3 separate regions of the Homo sapiens genome follow, and all the other regions are linked to region 3. A link is a loop called in an ENCODE intact Hi-C map of the cell type or tissue named here. Cell type or tissue: heart right ventricle. All regions are shown on one strand. Region 1 overlaps LGALS8 (galectin 8). Region 2 has its middle 33 kb from the start of LGALS8. Region 3 has its middle 33 kb from the start of GPR137B.

Region 1 (4,000 bases), 420 kb after region 3:
ACCTTCTAGCCTTTGTGCTGTTTTTCTTCTCTTTTTGCTGCCTGCCTTCCTGACTGAGAGTGGATTTCCTCACTAAGGCTCTGCCCTCTGATTTTTCACTCTCTTTTCTTTTTTGGTTTTACTAGTGAAATTTTGTCTTTAATGTCTCTTTCTTTTATGTCTTTACCGATCACTCATAGATTTTTTTTTCCATATGTATCCAGTTCCAACCTTTCACCTAATGTGAACCCCCAACTCTCAGTTGCTCAGCCAGCCCTTCAAGACTAGGAGTTCAAAACCAAACTTGCATCTTCCTTCCCAAACCAGCTTTCCTCTTGCAGTTTTCTGCAGCAGGATCCTTCTGCTGTTTAACTTTTGCCTCCTCCCTTGTTTCCTAGCACCCAATAGTTGGAAGATAGTCTGTCTTCAAAATTTTAAACTACATTTATGTCCAAACCAGTGGCTTTTCCTTTTAAAAAAATTTAAAGATAATATGTGCAAATCATTTTTTTAAAATTCAAACAGTATTTAAGAGTTTCAGTGAAACATGCATTTTCCTTCTACCCTGGTACTTAGTTTTACTCCCCAAGGGCAATCACTTTTTACTGGTTTTTAGAAATATATCCTTCCTGAGATACTTATGAATATCCAAAAGTGTGTGTGTTGTGTATATCACCTTTTATATATCCTGTCTCTTTACGTGCATGCATTTTACCGTATAAACTGTTTTCTACCCTGCTTTTTCTATTTGACCTATTTTGGAAATGTCATTTTATTTAGAACTTCCTCATTTATTTTAACAGCTGCATAATTAGCAGTAAAACTTATGTAAGCAGTCCCTTGTGAAGGGCTGTGTCTTTTTGCGATTATATCCGGTGCTATAGTGTACATCCTTGTGTGTGCATCTTGGTGTGCCTGTGCTACGTATTTCTGTAGGATAAATCTGTAAAAGTGGAATCACTAGGTCAGAGGGTATGATCCATTTTCTTTACTTATTTATTTTATTTATTTATTCATTTATTTTTGAGACAGAGTCTTGCTCTGTCGCCCAGGCTGGAGTGCAGTGGCATGATCTTGGCTTACTGCAAGCTCCGCCTCCCGGGTTCACACCATTCTCCTGCCTCAGCCTCCGGAGTAGCTGGGACTACAGGCGCCCGCCACCCACGCCTGGCTAATTTTTTTGTATTTTTAGTAGAGACGGGGTTTCACCATGTTAGCCAGGATGGTCTCGATCTCCTGACCTTGTGATCCACCCATCTCAGCCTCCCAAAGTGCTGGGATTACAGGTGTGAGCCACCGCGCCCGGCCCCATTTTATTATCTTTATTTGCTTGGATCCTTCTTAGCTTCTTCAATGTTAAAGATATTGACAGTTTTCCTCTTACTGAAATTTATAAATCCATTGACTCCCTTGATATTATTGCCCTGGCCTGACTGATTCTTCTCTCTCCTTTCTCTTCTCACCCCATGTTGAGGTCCCCAAGGTCACACCCAGTTTTGATGACTCACCAGCATAGAGTTGTACTTGTGCCTATGATTTATTGCGGTGAAAGGATATAGAGCAAAATTGCAAACGGAAAGGCACCTGGGGTGAATTCCAGGGGAAATCCAGTGCAAGTTCCAAGGTCGCCTCCCAGTGGAGTCACATAGGATGTGCTTACATCCTCCAGCAAGGAGTTGTGACAACACTTGTGAAATGTGGACTGCCAGGGAAGCTCATCAGAGCCTCAGTGCCTAGGGTTTTTACTGGAGGCTGGTCACATAAGCACCCTCACACATATCAAAAAATTCTGGTCCCCCAGAAGGAAAGCAGGTGTTTAGCATAACCATATTATTTGCATGAACAGTTCAGGTACAGGAAATCCCCGTTACCAGTTAGGTTGGTGGGTGCCCTTCCCAAATCCCAAGTTCCCAGACACCAGCCAGGGGCCTGCCTCGTAAGGAGGCCTTTCCAGGACAGCAGTCAGGCCTGCCAATGTTAATTCTTTTCTGCATACCTCCTAATTTTAGAAACCACCGAGCCTTTGCTGCCTGACCTGTCCTGCTTTTCGATTTCTTTATCTACTTTGATATCTTTACAAATGATCTTTACCCTGACTTTTAAATGTGTGCTCTGGCCATTCACCTAGCGTGTGGTTCTGAGTCTCCAAGTCTTAGCAGATTTGCTCTCAGATGCTCTGCCAACGCTTCACACCAAGTATTACAAACTAAACTCGTCATCTTCCTCCTGAAACCTGTCTCCCAGGCCAGGCGCGGTGGCTCACACCTGTAATCCCAGTACTTTGGGAGGCCGAGGTGGGTGGATCACCTGAGGTCAGGAGTTCGAGACCAGCCTGGCCAACTTGGTAAAACCCCATCTCTACGAAAAATACAAAAAAATTAGCCAGGCGTGGTGGCAGGCACCTGTAATCCCAGCTATTCAGGAGGCTGAGGCAGGAGAATCGCTTGAACCCGGGAGGCGGAGATTGCAGTAAGCCGAGATCACGCCATTGCACTCCAGCCTGGGCAACAAAAGTGAAACTCCATCTCAAGAAAAACAAAAAACAAAAAACAAAAAACCTGTTTTCTCCCCAGCTTTGTCATGTATTTAGTGGCCTTATGTAGACAGTTTCCTTTGAAACATCTCTTGGACTTCTCTGCTCTTCCAGGGCCATTGCCACTGACCTGGAATGTGTCCTTATCGTTTCACGCCAGGCTTATGGCAGCAGTCAGTCACCCAGATGACCTCCTGACCTCTGGCTTATTTCACCCCCACTGGACTGTTGTTCCTAAACACTTCTTTCGTATGTCACTCTAAAATCTGACCCTGGCTGTACCTTTCTTTAACTACTCCCTGACTGCGTGCTGAGAGAAGATGGGTCTTGTCTTTTCCTGCCTCTCTGCTTTTGTAAACTGCCATTTCTACCTGAAGTGGCAACTGAAATCATATCTTCTTCATAAACTGTCTTTGGCTACCTCAGTTAGAATTCCTTATCCCATTTTCCTGAAGCATTTCTTTGACTCTTCTTTACTGCTCCCCCACCCTTTTTTTTTTCTTTGAGACTGAATTTTGCTTGTTGCCCAGGCTGGAGTGCAATGGCCCGATCTCGGCTCATTGCAACCTCCGCCTCCTGGGTTCAAGTGATTCTCCTGCCTCAGCCTCCTGAGTAGCTGGGATTACAGTCATGTGCCACCATGCCCGGCTAATTTTGTATTTTTAGTAGAGATGGGGTTTCTCCACGTTGGTCAGGCTGGTCTTCAACTCCCAACCTCAAGTGATCTGCCCACCTTCGCCTCCCAAAATGCTGGGATTACAGGTGTTAGCCACTGCGCCTGACCCCCATTTTTTTTTTTTTTAAAGATGTTGAATTGGTCAGGGTTTGTAGTTACAAGCAACAGAAGCCAACTCTTTAAGCAGAAAAGGAATTTGCTAAATGATAGTGCAGAGTTCTCAGAATCTCTAGCAGGATGAAGAACCAGGCTTGGAGAATAGGTAGCCACAGATACACAAGCATACTGTAGGACGGTTCCCATGAAGAGGCATCTGTTGTCACCACTGGACACAGATGGTACTGTGTCTCTGCTACTCTACCAATGCCACTGCTGTCTCTGACCCCAGATGTAGCTCCCTCTGACCCTGGATGCAGCTCCCTCTGACCCTCGATATAGCTGCCCCTGACCCCGGATGTAGCTGCCTTTGACCCCAGATGTAGCTTTCTCCAAACCCAGATATAGCGGCTGCCCCCTTGCCAGAGTGAATACTGCGTCATTGTGGCTTCTTCTTGTCACTGGTTCTTACTTAAAAGCTGAGCTGGAAGTTCTAATGGGCAGTTTTGTCACCTGCTCTTACCTTGTTGCAGTCTAGATGAGGTCTAATGTTCATAAGCTAGGGGATTTTCAGATATGGAAAGGGATACCAATTTTCAGCAGCCAAATAGAGTATCACATTTTCACTCCATGTTTCCTGGGTGTCTGTTATGTTTCCTGGGTGTCTGACTCTTAGGCTTCTTTCAAGCTGCAGTCTGCCTAATAGAGAGCCTTGC
Region 2 (4,000 bases), 380 kb after region 3:
CCTGTGATCCCAACACTTTGGGAGGCCAAGGCGGGTGGATCACCTGAGGTCAGGAGTTCGAGACCAACCTGGCCAACATAGTGAAAACCTATCTCTACTAAAAATACAAAGTTAGCTGGGTATGGTGGTGCACACCTATAGTCCCAGCTACTGGGGAGGCTGAGACAGGAGAATCACTTGAATACGGGAGGCAGCAGTGAGCCAAGATCATGCCACTGCACTCCAACCTGGGAGAGACAGAGTGCCATCTCAAAAAAAACAAACAAAAGAGTTGATATAAATTTGCTGTTATAATTTGACTGTACTGTTTCTTGCACATGTTGACATCTGTAATGACTGGAGTTTATGAAAATTTTTGATGAGTAGGAGCATACCATTAACAGAGAGAAATTTAATCAAAAGATTTTTAAAGTTCCTTCAGAGTCCAGACTTTGACTAAGTGTAGTATGATTTATATCTATGTTGCATACAAAAATATCAAACAGTAATTCCCAACTGAAATACAAGTATCAATCAATTGTGTAACAATGCAAAATCATTTAATTTAAAGTTAATTTATAGCAAATGAGTACTGTAATAGCATAAGCATGCCGATACTTTACAAAGGAGAGAGTGGAAAGGTAGGATATTATAACTAATTGATCAAATCATTGTTAAAATTTAAGTTTATTAATACTTTTACTTCTGTCCGTAGGGATCCATGTTAAATTGGGTATATTATAAACTTAACTGCTAATGATGAGGTCCTTTTGCTATTAGAAATCTATTTTTTATTTTTCTTTATTATTTTTTGAGGCAGGGTCTTGCTCTGTTGCCCAGGCTGGAGTGCAGTGGTGAAATTATAGCTCACTGCAGCCTCAACCTCCTGGGCTCAAGGAATCCTCCTGCCTCAGCCTCCCAAGTAATGGAAACTGCAGTCGTATACAAGCACACCCAGCAATTTTTTTTTTTTTTTTTGGTAGAGATGGGGTTTAGCTATGCTGTCCAAGCTGGTCTCAAACTCCTGGCCTCAAGTGATCCTCCCACCTTAGCCTCCAAAGTGCTGGGATTACAGGCGGGAGCCACCATTCCCAGCCTAGAATGAAATATCTTTAGCTAAATTACAGGGCTGGATGTGGTGGCTCATGCCTGTAATCCCAGCACTTTGGGAGACTGAGGGCGGGAGGGTCACTTGAGATCAGGAGTTTGAGACCACCCTGGGCAACACAGTGAGAATTCTGTCTCTATTTTAAAAAGAGAAAAATCTAGGGTATATTCTCTTAAACAAAACTTTCATCTATAATGGTAGTTGATGAGGTCCTATGTAATATGCATTTCCTTGGTTGCAATAGCAAATTACTACACACACAGAAAGGAAAGCCACACTCCCCGACACATCTACACACAGGAGGACTCACACAGGAGGGAGACTCAAAGAAGGCACGTGACTTTTACATTGTTAGGGCTTACATGGTCCTGGGATTTCCCACCAGTACTCAAAAGATCAATTGTATGAACAAGTCACCTATTTTTACGGCACTAAATAATTATTATTCAACAACATGGAAAATATGTGGTAGCAGACCTGGATTTTCCTTAAGAGTTATTTTTATGTGGTACTGCCCCCTGCTGGAATATAACATCTATACACATCCTTTCTGGCTGGGCTGACATCCTAAAACCAGCCCAGGACCAGCCTTTTATTAATATTAATTCTTGGCCAGGCGCGGTGGCTCGCCTGTAATCCCAGTACTTTGGGAGTCCAGGGCGGGCGGATCACGAGGTCAGGAGTTCAAGACCAGCCTGGCCAACATGGTGAAACTCCGGCTCTACTAAAAATACAAAACTTAGCTGGGCATAGTGGCACATTCCTGTAATCCCAGTTACTCGAGAGGCTGAGGCAGGAGAATTGCCTGAACCGGGACCCGGGAGGTGGAGGTTGCGGTGAGCCGAAATCGTGCCACTGCACTCCAGCCTGGGCTACAGAGCGAGACTCCGTCTCAAAAATAAATAAATAAAAATTAAAATTAAAAAATAATTCTTGGTTGTATGCTAAAAGCCTTGCAAGTAGCCCCACTGGAAGATAGGAAGAGTGGGGCTGTTTTACAAATGAGCACATATAAGCAGAACGAGGCCGCCATAATTGAAATGAAGGTCCCCGTCCCGTGGATGTGTTCATCGCTACTTCACCCTGTCATTCGGATCCAATGTGTGACCAGCCAGCTCCAATAACAGTTCCATACTCTGGGAATTATTTTTAACACTCGGCAGGATGCTTTCTTCCTGTAGTTTTAGGCTTAGCCCTTTGTGCACTTTTGGTCTCTTTCCCTTTCAATTTAGCATCCAAGGAAGCGGCTGTGACCAAAGGTAGCTGTCATGTTAAAGGACAAAGTTCATAGTTACAGCAAATATTGACCCAGAGCACTATCCTTGCCCCTTCCTCTATAATGTGCAATGCAAAAATATGTTCTTTTAAGTACAATATTAATAAGTAAGGTCTAGGAGATTTTCTTCCCCCTTCCTTTCTCTTTTAGATGAGTAAATGTTTTATCTAGTTTTGAGGAGACTATCCTTCTTATCACATCTCTTTCCACTTCTGCTCTCCTTGTTTTATAATTTTCCTCTCCTTTGGGTCCGTGTCATTATTTCGTGTCGCTTGTTTTCGAGCCATGCACTCATTTATCAAATCAGATTTCCTCCGTATGCCGACGGCCTTCCTCTCCCTGCCACGGGCTTCCTTTTTCCCTGACTATGCAGAAGCAATTTGTTCGCTTGTGTTTCTTTTTTTTTTTGAGACAGAGTCTCGCTCTGTCACCCAGGCTGGAGTGCAGTGGCGACATCTCGGCTCACTGCAACCTCCGCCTGTCAGGTTCAAGCAATTCTCATGCGTCAGCCTCCAGAGTAGCTGGGATTACAGGTGTTTGCCACCAAGGCTGGCTAATTTTTAGTAGAGACGGGGTTTCACCATGTTGGCCAGGCTTGTCTCGAACTCCCAACATCAGTTGATCCACCCATCTCGGCCTTCCAAAATGCTGGGATTATAGGCATGAACCACCGCATCTGGCCTTGTCTTTCATCCTTAATGACACTTTAGTCCTAATAATGCTAAAATCATTTTCTACTCTTTGAATTGAAACACAGCTTATCTACATGAGCCCAAGGCAGTAGCAACATTCACCTCCATTTCTTCTCTGATCTCTACCTTCTGAACCCTGTGGACTTGGTTGTAAATGGATGAGGGCAAGTCTTGCTTCCTTCCCCTGTGTTTACAGAGGATCGTGGCTGAGATGCTGGGCCACACTCTGGGCCTGCTGGCACCCCTGGGCCGGTGGCTGCTGCCCCTCAGGGTGCTCACCACCTAGACCAGAAGAACCAAGGTGAGGGAGAGCCTGTTTTCTTTCTTCCTGTGGCTGCGGGGGCTGTGAGGCATGGGTCTAGTGGCTGTGTTTAGCTGGGGATGCCTCCTAGAAATCAGCTCCACCGTTGAAGAGATCAAAGCAATGCACAGTGCCACTTGAAATGAAACGATTGAGCTTATCAGCGCTTTTGCAAATGTACAAGAGGGTAGCTCCCCCGGACATCCTGAACTGAGCCATGCTCTTCTATTTTGTGTAACAGCCCAGTGACCCCTGAATCTTCCCCTGAGGCAGGTCCCCGAAGCTTCATGGAGGATGTTCCTCAGCTGACCAAGGTGAGGCTCTTGAGCTCCTAAATCTTTGTGATACTGTTTATACATCTTTGTGCTGTACTTTTTAAGCTGACTTCGTGTTATCACCTGTATGATTTTATGTTTTGCTTCTAAATAAGTACAGATTATTTTAAACTCTAATAATGGGTGCTACAAAATTAAAGATTATGTCAATCACTGTCTCTGATGAGTTATTTTATGTAGATTTCAACACAATCATTGATTCATGTGTACTCTTGGTCAGTCATCAGTCATCTGAGTACCTAGTGGGTTTCCAAAATGGGTCCTGGATGCTGGGGATGCAAAGATAAGCAACACATTTCTATCCTCAAC
Region 3 (4,000 bases):
CATCTGCCAGGTGGATGTTTTCCCAGCTTGCATGATGACTGCTTCTTGTTGAAAGCATCTTGGAAAATCTGAAGCCCTTTCCACCTCAACAGCACAGGCTGGGCTGGTGTGCTGGGCTCATCCCTGTAATTCCAGCTGTTTGGGGGACAAAGGCAGGAGGATTACTTGAGTCCAGGAGTTCAAGACCAGACTGGGCAACACAGTGAGACCCTATCTGTGTTAAAAATAAATTAGTCGGGCATGGTGGTACATGGCTGTAATTTCAGCTACTTATGAGGCGGAAAGATTGCTTGAGCCCAGAAGTTCGAAGCTGCAGTGAGCTATGATCATGGCACTGCACTCCAGCCTGGGCAACAGAGTGAGATCCTGTCTCAAAGCAAACAAAAACAGCATGAGGCTGGGTACAGTGGCTCATGCCTGTAATCCCAGCACTTTGGGAAGCCGAGGGGGGGCAGATCACTTGAGGCCAGGAGTTCGAGACCAACCTGGCCAACATGGTAAAACCCTATTTCTACTAAAAAATACAAAAATTAGCCATGTGTGGTGGCACATGCCTATAATCCCAGCTACTCGGGAGGCTGAGGCATGAGAATCACTTGAGCCTGGGAGGCGGAGGTTGCAGTGAGCCGAGATCATGCCACTGCACTTCAGCCTGGGCAACAGAGTGAGACTCTGTCTCAAAAACAAAAAACAAAACAAAACCAAAACAGCACCAGATACTTGACTGCTAGATTGCACATGAGCAAATGGATTTGGGGCTAGAGATTGCGAAAGAAGCCTAAGCCACCTTCCAAGATGTGAAGTGTTGGGCTGCACACAGGGAAAGTCCAGAGAGGCAGGGTGAAACATCAGAACAAGTGACTTTGACTCCTGTTTTTGTTGAAGCCTCTCTGTGACACACAGTTATCCAGCTTGGAACATCTCTGGGTATAGTTTGGCTCCTTATCTGTGGCCTCTTCGAAAAGTGTCAATCATGAGGGTTGAAACACCCGCCTACATACACACACACTTAGTGAATGAATTGACACAAGCCTCCAGATTCTTTTTTGAGAGTAGAATAGCACTCACTGTCCAATAGAAATATGATGCAGGCCCCAAAGCTGAGCCATATATGCAATTTAAAGTTTTTAGCAGCTTCTTTTTTTCTTTTTTTTTGAGACGGAGTTTTGCTCTGTCGCCCAAGCTGGAGTGCAGCAGCACGATCTCAGCCGATCTCAGCTCACTGCAATCTCCGCCTCTTGCACCCAAGCGATTCTCCTGCCTGAGCCTCCCAAGTAGCTGGAATGACAAGTGTGCACCACCATGCCCTGCTAATTTTTGTATTTTTAGTAGAGACAGAGTGTTGCCATGTTGGCCAGGCAGGTCTCGAACTCCTGACCTCAGGTAATCACCCCGCCTCGGCTCCCAAAGTGCTGGGATTACAGGCATGAACCACTGCATCTGGCCATTAGCAGCCTCATTTAAAAAGGTAAAAAGAAATATGACAATAATTATAATAACATAATCAATATTTTAAATGATTGTTGAGGGCTGGGCACGGTGGCTCACGCCTGTAATCCCAACACTTTGGGAGGCCGAGGCGGGTGGATCACCTGAGGTCAGGAGTTCAAGACCAGCCCGACCAACATGGAGAAACCCCATCTCCCCTAAAAATGCAAAATTAGCTGGTCGTGGTGGTGCATGCCTGTAATCCCAGCTGCTCAGGAGGCTGAGGCAGGAGAATCGCTTGAACCTGGGAGACAGAGGTTGTGGTGAGCCGGGATTGCGCCATTGCACTCCAGCCTGGGCAACAAGAGTGAAAGTCCATTTCAGAAAAAAAAAAAAATTGTTGGAGTATTTTACATTCTTTTGCACCTACTAAGTCTTCAAAACCCAGTATGCCTTTTACACTGAGGGCGCGTCTCCATTCCAACTAGCCACAGCTGAAGTGGTCAGCAGCCACATGGGGCTGGCGGCCTGCAGGCCGGACAGCACCAGTCCAGGTGTATCCAGCGAGTTGCTGAGGATGGCAGGATGGAAAGGAGGAGTGTGAAATCGTGCCTGGAATGTCCAAGCGGATTTAATCTTATTGGTTAAAGATGTCCACTAGGTGGCGATATATGCAAGGAATGAAAATTTACTATGTGGCTGACATTGTTAATATATGCAATTATTTGTAGATATAATTCAGTATTTCCATCATCCCTGCAAGATGAGTAACAGGATGTTCACTTTGCGGATGAGGAAAATGAACCTTAAGCAACCTAGGCGTCTGGTGAAAGGGTTTCCAGCCAGCAACCGGAGGAGGCAGGAATCATGCCAGGTGTGTCTGGTGCCGGAGCCCAGAGGCTTCCCAGATCCGCACACTTCATGCTCACTCATCTGCCAGCCACACAGAGGTCCTGGATGTCTGGTGGGCGATGAGCAAGCGACAGAGAGTCCGTGTGATGAGGTTGCTCAGGCTGATGTGACAACAGTGAGAAGAGGCGTCTCATCTCATCCCTAACCAGACGGGGTTAGGGATGGCGTCTTGGAGCAGCCAACCGGAGAGATTGACATCGCTGATAAAGAGGTAGATTCACACGACCTCATCTTTGTCAGTGCACAAAATGGCTCCCTACAGCCCACTGGTGACCCGGCTGCAGAAAGCTCTGGGTGTGCGGCAATACCATGTGGCCTCAGTCCTGTGCCAACGGGCCAAGATGGCGATGAGCCACTTTGAGCCCAATGAGTACATCCACTATGACCTGCTAGAGAAGAACATTAACATTGTTTGCAAACGACTGAACTGGCCTCTGACCCTCTTGGAGAAGATCGTGTATGGACACCTGGATGACCCGGCCAGCCAGGAAATCGAGCAGGGCAAGACACCTGTGGCTGTGGCCGGACCACGTGGCCATGCTGCAGTTCATCAGCAGTGGGCTGCCCAAGGTGGCCATGCCGTCCACCATCCACTGTGACCATCTGAAAGAGGCCCAGCTCGGAGGCGAGAAAGACCTGCGCCAGGCCAAGGACATCAACCAGGAAGTTTATAATTTCCTGGCAACTGCAGGTGCCAAATATGGCGTGGACTGCTGGAGGCTTGGATCTGGAATCATTCATTAGATTATTCTGGAAAACTATGCATACCTTAGGGTTCTTCTGATTGGCACTGACTCCCACACCCCCAGTGGTGGCGGCCTGGGGGGAATCTGCATTGGAGTTGGGGGTGCCGATGCTGTGGACATCATGGCTGAGATCCCCTAGGAGATGAAGTGCCCCAAGGTGATTGGCATGAAGCTAACAGGCTCCCTCTCCAATTGGACCTCACCCTAAGACGTGATCCTGAAGGTGTGGCAGGCATCCTCAAAGTGAAAGGTGGCACAGGTGCAATCGTGGAATACCACAGGCCTGGCGTAGACTCCATCTCCTGTGCTGGCATGGCGACAATCTGCAACATGGGCGCAGAAATTGGGGCCACCACTTCCGTGTTCCCTTACAACCACAGGATGAGGAGGTACCTAAGCAAGACGGCCGGACAGACATTGCCAATCTAGCTGATGAATTCCAGGATCACTTGGTGCCTGACCCTGGCTGCCATTATGACCAACTAATTGAAATTAACCTCAGTGAGCTGAAGCCGCACATCAATGGGCCCTTCACCCCCGACCAGGCTCACCCTGTGGCAGAAGTGGGCAAGGTGGCAGAGAAGGAAGGATGGCCTCTGGACATCCGAGTAGGTCTGACTGGTACCTGCAACAGTTAAAGCTATGAAGATCCCGGGCGCTCAGCAGCTGTGGCCAAGCAGGCACTGGCCCATGACTTCAAGTGCAAGTCCCACTTCACCATCACTCCAGGCTCCGAGCAGATCCACGCCACCATTGAGCGGGACAGCTACGCACAGATTTTGAGGAATGTGGGTGGCATCGTCCTGGCCAATGCTTGTGGCCCCTGCATTGGCCGCTGGGACACGAAGGACATCAAGAAGGGGAAGAAGTACACAATCGTCACCTCCTACAACAGGAACTTCACGGGCTGCAAT

Evidence for each region. Peaks named below come from ENCODE experiments on the same cell type or tissue, not always from the same donor. Only the 100,000 strongest peaks of a DNase experiment are listed, where the experiment ranks them.
Region 1: a loop joins it to region 3, with 3 times the contacts of the local background. A loop is called at or near these places in 42 of 110 quality-filtered maps.
Region 2: a loop joins it to region 3, with 6 times the contacts of the local background. A loop is called at or near these places in 101 of 110 quality-filtered maps.

The regions. Positions count from the first base shown.
Region 1 is chr1:236,530,338-236,534,337 of GRCh38, forward strand. The region is part of intron 2 of LGALS8 (galectin 8); the gene reads left to right. Among named protein-coding and RNA genes, the nearest start is that of LGALS8-AS1, 7.8 kb to the left of the region's middle. In heart right ventricle, a CTCF peak has its summit at 1,611; no DNase peak of the experiment used is centred here; H3K27ac peaks cover 2,673 bases.
Region 2 is chr1:236,488,486-236,492,485 of GRCh38, forward strand. No RefSeq gene overlaps it. Among named protein-coding and RNA genes, the nearest start is that of LGALS8, 33 kb to the right of the region's middle. In heart right ventricle, a CTCF peak has its summit at 1,610 (motif pointing left); DNase peaks (open chromatin) are centred at 1,753 and 3,426; H3K4me3 peaks cover 884 bases; H3K27ac peaks cover 1,030 bases.
Region 3 is chr1:236,107,473-236,111,472 of GRCh38, forward strand. It overlaps the pseudogene ACO2P2. Among named protein-coding and RNA genes, the nearest start is that of GPR137B, 33 kb to the right of the region's middle. In heart right ventricle, a CTCF peak has its summit at 2,096 (motif pointing right); no DNase peak of the experiment used is centred here; H3K4me3 peaks cover 296 bases.